Regions from separate parts of the Homo sapiens genome. Here region 2 is linked to region 1. Evidence: chromatin contacts called from ENCODE Hi-C or POLR2A ChIA-PET data. All regions are on one chromosome and are shown on one strand. The core of a region is the stretch at or near the end of the contact, and the rest is flanking DNA. Distances in the headings are between cores, read along the strand shown.

Region 1 (3,543 bases), core at 412-2,911:
TATTCCAGAATCCCAAGTGGCCTGCCTTGTGGGCCACTCCCTTAGGGACTTCCCAGGTGACCCAGCTCTGATGATCTATCAGAGGTATTTACAAGCAGGTGTGAAGGTTTTACAGTCATATCACTTACCGTTTTTTAGCCTCAGTTTTCTTTTTTCTGAGACTGGGTATCCCTTTGTCACCCAGACTGGAGTATATAGTGACATGGCCACAGCTCACAGCAACTTCGACTTCCCGGGCTCAAGGGATCCTCCAGCCTCAGCCTCCGGAGTAGCTGGGACTACAGGGGCATGACACTACACCCAGCTAATTTTTGTAGAGATGGGGTTTTGCCATGTTGCCCAGGCTGCCTCAGTTTTCATAACTATAAAATGGAAGAAGGAATATCTGCCCTATGTAGTCCACCATGAAATACAGAGCACTCTATACACAAGAGAACCTATTTGAGCTCAATTTTACTGTGATATTGTGAACAAGCTGGACTTCTCGCTTCAATATATACTCTCACTTAGGTGCCACTCGCGGTATAGCAAGAAAGTTAATGTTCTCAACAGAGATAAACTCATTCTTTATTTTAAATTAACTTCTCCAGGCACAGCCTAGCTGCTAGCAGGATGAGATACATGAACCAACTTCTATACTTTCTAGAAATGGTCTATTTCCAAACAAAAAGATTACTTCCTAAACTAGATGGAGAGTTTCTTCTTTTTGGAAATCTACTGGGTTTTTTTTTTTCCCCTACCTTTTACTGGCTGGCTGTTCCTGCTCTAGCCTGCTTCTACATGTCCAAGTGGTCTGGCTCGAGCCACCTCAGGCCACGGCCTCTCAAGCCTACCTGGTTCACCACCGGACTTTAAATCTCATCTGGAAGTGACAGCTCCCAGATTTGTAGCTCTAGCTCCTACCCACTCTCTGAGCTCCAGACTTCCACGACCAATGGCTTTCTTAACATCTCCATTTAGAGGGCTAAAAAGGCACTCTTACCACAAAGTTAATTATGCCAGAAAACCATGCCCTGAGTCTGGATGAGTGGATGTCTAGTTTCTCTCCACCTCCTAAGCCCCACCAGCTATCTGGACTCACTAAGTCTGTCCACCAAGCAGACCCTTAACTGGTCTCCTGCCTTTCACTCTGTCCCTCCTCCAAGCCTTTCTCCCAATTGAGGCGGCTGTGATTGTTTAAAAGCACTCATCTGCCACTATTCCCAGCCTCAAAAGATGACTTCCAATTGCTCTTAGGAAAAATCCTTTTGGTGACCTCAAAGCCCTACCTGACCCCACCTTGTCCCCAACTCTATGCCCTGTGGCCTTTCACTCCGATCACCCCGGCCTTTGCTCTGTTCTCCCAGCGAGCCTGGGGCCTCCCACGCAGCAACTCTGCCTGGAATTCTCTCACTCCCTCACTCTGCTTCTCCTGGCCAGCTCTCAGCTTAGATGCATCTTCCTCCAGGAGACTTCCTAGGCGTCCACACCACCTCCACTTTAGACTCTGTCCCCTTATTATTTACTTCTAAGCATTGTGAACCTGTCTTTTAGCCTTATGCAGTTGTCATCATTGGTATTTGTATGATGTATCTGACATCTGTCTCCCGGACAGTGGAACCGGTGAGAGCAAGGCCACGACTACTGAGGTCTGTGCTGGTGCCCGGGAGGCAGCTCAGTGGCTGCAGGGTGCCAAGGACAGATGCGTGGGCGACCCCTCACTGCTTGTGTGACTTCCTGTGCTGCTTTGGCTGGGGAACTGAAAATTAATTTCTCAGATTTCCTTGCTACTAGTGATCTGGATATAAAATAATGATTCCCCACCTGCTAGCACTATCCAGAGCTGCTTTTTCAGCATTTGCAGAGACTGAGCCACTATTAATACTCACTAGTACATTTAATGCCTTGCTATCTAAATCAGCTCCTGTAGATTCTGTATTATTTAACTGAGCCCTGTAACTGATACAGTGCTTAATTTGTGTTGAATAACCACTAATAGTCATGAAATAACTGAAAAACTGCACACAAATTTTTTTTTTTTTGAGACAGACTCTTACTCTGTCACCCAGGCTGGAGTGCAGCGGCATGGTCTTGGCTCACTGCAACCTCTGCCTCCTAGGTTCAAGCCAAGCGATTCTCCTGCCTCAGTCTCCCGAGTAGCTGGGACTACAGGTGCGCACCACCATGCCTATTTTTTTGGTATTTTTAGTAGAGACAGGGTTTCACCATGTTGCCCAGGCTGGTATTGAACTCCTGACCTCAAGTGATCCGCCTGCCTCATCCTCCCAAAGTACAGGGATTACAAGTGTGAGCCACCATGCCAGGCCTCAATTTTTAACTATCCACTTTAGCAACTGTCTGATAATAAAACACTGAATTGTGACATTTTGAGACATCTCCCTCTGCAAAGCAATGTCTTCGTAGTAATCAACACTGTAGTTATAATAAATCTAAGACATAACTGAAGTCAAAGTACCTGTAATTATCTAGCATATTATTTCACAGGCTGAAGGTACATTTGCTTTTAAAATACGCAAATGTGTATTAAAACCAAAAATTTAAAGTCTGTCACTGTGTGGTAAATTCATCTTGCAACTCAGGTTACACAAACATCTAAGTTAAGAAATGTTATGTTCTTAATGAAAAATACACAATGAATTCCCAACTGAAAACGCTGCTCCTTGTTCTGGTTCAATGCTGCTTGAAACGTTTATGAAGGGTCCATCGCAGTGGCTCACGCCTACAAGCCCAGAGCTTTGGGAGGCTGAGGCTTGAGGATCACTCGAGCCCAGTAGTTTGAGACCAGCCTGAGTAACATAATGAGACCCCCATCTCCACAAAACCACAAAAATAAGCTGAGAGTGGTGGTACACACCTTCAGTCTGAGCTGCTCAGGAGGCTGATGTGGGAGGATGGCTCGAGCCCGTAAGTTTGAGGTTGCAGTGAGCTATGATGGTGCTGCTGCACTCCGGTCTGGGCAACAGAGTATCTCAAAAAAAAGAAAGAAGGGTTTATGAGAAAGGACCACCCCCGGGGGTATGAATCATACTGTACACTAAGTTAAGGGCCACTCTACCAAAGACAACTCTAAGAAGAAAAATAGTTTCAAAGAATAAAGAAGAAGATATGGAAAAGGTGAAAACTCCTCCCCTCTTGCCTCAGGTGGGGGGCAGTACGTGGGAGGTAAGGAAATGAAGGAAGGCAGTGCATGACAGCCAAGCCAGGCCACTTCCTTCCTTCTCCTCCACCTCTTTCTACCCAGTGTCACACTGCAGGATACCGTAAGACCCTGGGCCACTTACTCTAAAACTTCAACATCTCTTTGTCTTCCTGACAGTTTCACTGGGGAAAGTGAACTGTCAGCAACAACAGGCTCACCTTCCACTCATCTTAATCTTTCTCTTAATGATTCAATTCAGCAGATGCACACTGGGAAGGCAGGGGAGGCAGACAGAAGAAAGGAGGTAGGGCCCTGGTGCTTTGGAATTTCCAAAATTGCTCAGTCCATCCTACGCACCTAAAGTTAGTGGAGATTTGGGATCGGGCATGGTGGCTCACCCCTGT
Region 2 (3,543 bases), core at 305-2,804, 2.2 Mb after region 1:
ACTGTAAGATTCCAACTAAATGACGTTCTAGAAAAGGCAAAACTGTGGAGACAGTAAAAAGATCAGTGGTCAACAGGGGTTAGGTGGGAGGCAGGGAGAAAGAGGAAAAACACAGGATTTTCAGGGCAGTGAAACTATCTTGTATGATACTACTCCAGTGGATTGATATCATCATACAGATCTAAACTCATAGAATATACATCACCAAGAGTGAACCCTAATGCAAACTACGAACTTTGGGTGATAATGATGTGTTAATGTAGGTTTTATTGTAACAAATGTTCAACTCTGGCAGGGGATGTTGATAAGCGGGGAGTCTATGTGGGGCTATATGAGAAATCCTGTACCTCCCAGACAGCTTTGCTGTGAAGCTAAAACTACTCTGAAAAAATGAAGTCTATTTTAAATATTATGAGACAAGGAACAGGTACTGTTATCACCCCAATTTAAGTAACCTGGTTAAGTAACTTTGCCCAAGTTCCCACAGCTGGGAAGTGATGTTGCTGGAGCCAGGCTGGAGATTTCACATACGACCCCATCTTGCTCCAAAGCCTCCACCTGACCAACAGGTTCGGCAGCTTCCGTATTGGCCTGATCACAATCTGCCTTTCAGTGTGACCTGCACTCTAGTGTGTTCCACTGTGCATGGATCACTTGTGCAGATTGTGATTCTGTATGTGTGGGGTGGGGCCTAAGAGTCTGTGTTTCTTTCTTTTTTTACCCCCTTACATTCGGGGTCTCATTATGTTGCCCAAGCTGGAGTGCAACGGTGCTATCATAGCTCACTGCAGCTTCGAATTCCTGGGCTCAAGAGATCCTCCTGCCTCAGTCTCCAGAGTAACTGGGATTGCAGGTGCGTGCCACCATGCCCAGCTAATTTTTTACACATTTCTAACCAGCTCCCAGGTGATGGGGGTGCTGCAGGTCCACAGGCCACCCTTTGAGTAGCCAGGGTCTATGTTCCACACACATCAACTTGTGGGCTAAATCTAGTGCGTATCCTGCATTTTACCATCTTTGTATTTTACATCTTTGTATCTTGTTAATACTCCTTCTTTTTTTTTTTTTTTTTTTTTTTTTGAGACGGAGTCTCGCTCTGTCGCCCAGGTCGGACTGCGGACTGCAGTGGCGCAATCTCGGCTCACTGCAAGCTCCGCTTCCCGGGTTCACGCCATTCTCCTGCCTCAGCCTCCCGAGTAGCTGGGACTACAGGCGCCCGCCACCGCGCCCGGCTAATTTTTTGTATTTTTAGTAGAGACGGGGTTTCACCTTGTTAGCCAGGATGGTCTCGATCTCCTGACCTCATGATCCACCCGCCTCGGCCTCCCAAAGTGCTGGGATTACAGGCGTGAGCCACCGCGCCCGGCCGTTAATACTCCTTCTAATAGGGTTTGGCCATGTCCCCACTCAAATCTCATCTTAAACTGTAGTTCTCATAATCCCCACGTGTCATGGGAGGGACCTGGTGGAGAATCATGGTGATTCAATTATCATGGAGAACAACCTCCATGTTGTTCTCATCATAGTGAGTTCTCACGAGATCTGATGGTTTTATAAGGGCTTCCCCCCTCTCCCTTCGCTCTGCACTTCTCCTTGCTGCCACCATGTGAAGAAGGATGTGTTCGCTTCCCCTTCTGCCATGACTGCAAGTTTCCTGAGGCCTCCCCAGCCCTGCAGAACTGTGAGTCAAACCTCTTTCCTTTATGAATTACCCAGTCTCGGTGTGTCCTTATAGCAGAATGAGAACGGACTAATATACCCTCTATCCAGCATGGCTCTCTGTCACATCTCTGCCTGTCAAAATCATAATCATGCTTAGATATCCAAATTAAGTTCCACTTTCATTATAAACTATCACCTGAACCTCACCCCACCACAACTGTAGGCCAGAAGTGATCTCTCCAGCCAACCCACTTCCTTTGCATGTAGCACCCGTTCAGGCAGCACTGGTTACTTCCTTGTTATATTAGCTACCCCTTGTTCACTGCATATGCATCTGTTCACTTCTGTGTTTTTAAATTTTAAATTTTTGTAGTTTTTGTAGAGACAGGGTCTCACTATATTGCTTAGGCTGGTCTCAAACTCTCGGGCTCAAGCAATCCTCCTGCTTCAGCCTCCTGAGTTACTGGGAATGACTAATTTTTGTATCTCTATAGAGACAGGGTCTTGCTGTGTCATCCAGGTTGGTCACAAACTTCTGGGCTCAAGTGGTCCTCATGCCTTGGCCTCCCAAAATGCTGGGATTACAGGCATGAGCCTCTGCACCAGGCCCACTTCTGCTGTTTTGAAAGCAGCTCGAGGATAGGGACTTTACACCTATCTCCTTAAAGATTCCTTAGTACTGAACAGGGCCTTGGACATAGAAAGGAACATGGTGTAGGACTCAAAGAGTGGCTCAGACCCTGCCCTGCCCCTGTCTTAAGCTCCCTGATGCTAGTCTTCTCTTCTAGAAAATGAGTTCAGTGACACCTACCCGTTTGGGTTGTTGTGAGGTTTAATTTAAATGTCATATGTAAAGTGCTTTACCCAATAGGCCCTTGATAAAATGTCTATTGGATTGAATTTGCCTCTTGTATTATCTGTAAAAGGGAAGGGAGCGGACATGGGAGTGAATTAAGGACAAAACCAGACCTGGCACCGAGTGTCTTAGCTTTTATTCCAATACGTTTTCCACTCTCCCAAGCTTTGCTGCCTTTTAATTCTATGAGTAGCTGTCATTCATGTAGCTAAAATTTGTTAGTGTTTACAGAAAAACACTAGAATGTTATTTACTGGGTTCACATTTTCTATACAAATCACTGACCAAAGTCAGATAGGGCTTAGAAAGAAAAGGTATCAATGTACCCTTAGGTCTTGGTAAGCCATAAAGTAACATAATATATAATATACATCAATAATGTGGTGGTATCTCTACATAACTCAACACAGCAAAACTTAAAAGCAGGCAATGGTTTCCAGATGCAATGTGGAAAAAGAAATTATTATGATCAGCTGGAATAATTGACTTAACCAGTTACTTTCTGGGAAACTGTGGCAAACTCATTTGATTTCTCATTTACTTCATCTGGAAAATGGAAATGCTGCTACCACCTGCCTGTTATGGTCTGAATGTTTGTTACCCCCCTCCCCGACCCTGCCCCAAATTCAGATGTTGAAATCGAATCACCATGATACTAGGAGGTGGGGACTTTGGGGGGTGATTAGGTCATGAAGGCTGAGCCCTTGTGAATTAGGATTAGTGCCTTTAGAAAAGAGACCCCAAAGAGCTTGCTTGCCCCTTCCACCAAGTGAGGACACAGCAAGAAGGCACCATCTATGGACATGAAAGTGGGACCTCGTCTATGGCCATACCACCTAGAACACGCCCGATCTCGTCTGCAAGTGGGCCCTCACCACACACTGAATCTGCCAGCGCCTTGATCTGGGAATTCCCAGACTCTAGAACCATGAGAAAGAAATTTCTGTTGTTTATAAGCCACCCAGTCTATGGTATTTTGTTACAGCAGCCCATACGGACTAAGACAGCACCTTACCCACTTCTCA

Evidence for each region. Hi-C counts contacts between places; a loop is a spot of excess contacts on that map. ChIA-PET counts read pairs that join two places held with the same protein, here RNA polymerase II (POLR2A). Pooled maps may share reads with other maps.
Region 2: a loop to region 1 is called in a pooled map, with 2.7 times the contacts of the local background. The contact joins two enhancer-like sites. A Hi-C loop is called at or near these places in 1 of 50 pooled maps. POLR2A ChIA-PET finds 5 or more read pairs at or near these places in 2 of 52 experiments (activated naive CD8-positive, alpha-beta T cell and naive thymus-derived CD4-positive, alpha-beta T cell).

Annotation. Positions count from the first base shown.
Region 1 is chr10:22,650,115-22,653,657 of GRCh38, forward strand. All of the region lies in intron 1 of PIP4K2A (phosphatidylinositol-5-phosphate 4-kinase type 2 alpha), which reads right to left. Among named protein-coding and RNA genes, the nearest start is that of PIP4K2A, 63 kb to the right of the region's middle. Within about 2 kb of position 1,662, at least 6 of the 41 ENCODE cell types and tissues checked have a DNase peak (open chromatin) inside an H3K27ac peak, as active enhancers do.
Region 2 is chr10:24,885,902-24,889,444 of GRCh38, forward strand. All of the region lies in intron 3 of PRTFDC1 (phosphoribosyl transferase domain containing 1), which reads right to left. Among named protein-coding and RNA genes, the nearest start is that of PRTFDC1, 65 kb to the right of the region's middle. RefSeq lists an enhancer at 1,728-1,937. Within about 2 kb of position 1,555, at least 7 of the 41 ENCODE cell types and tissues checked have a DNase peak (open chromatin) inside an H3K27ac peak, as active enhancers do.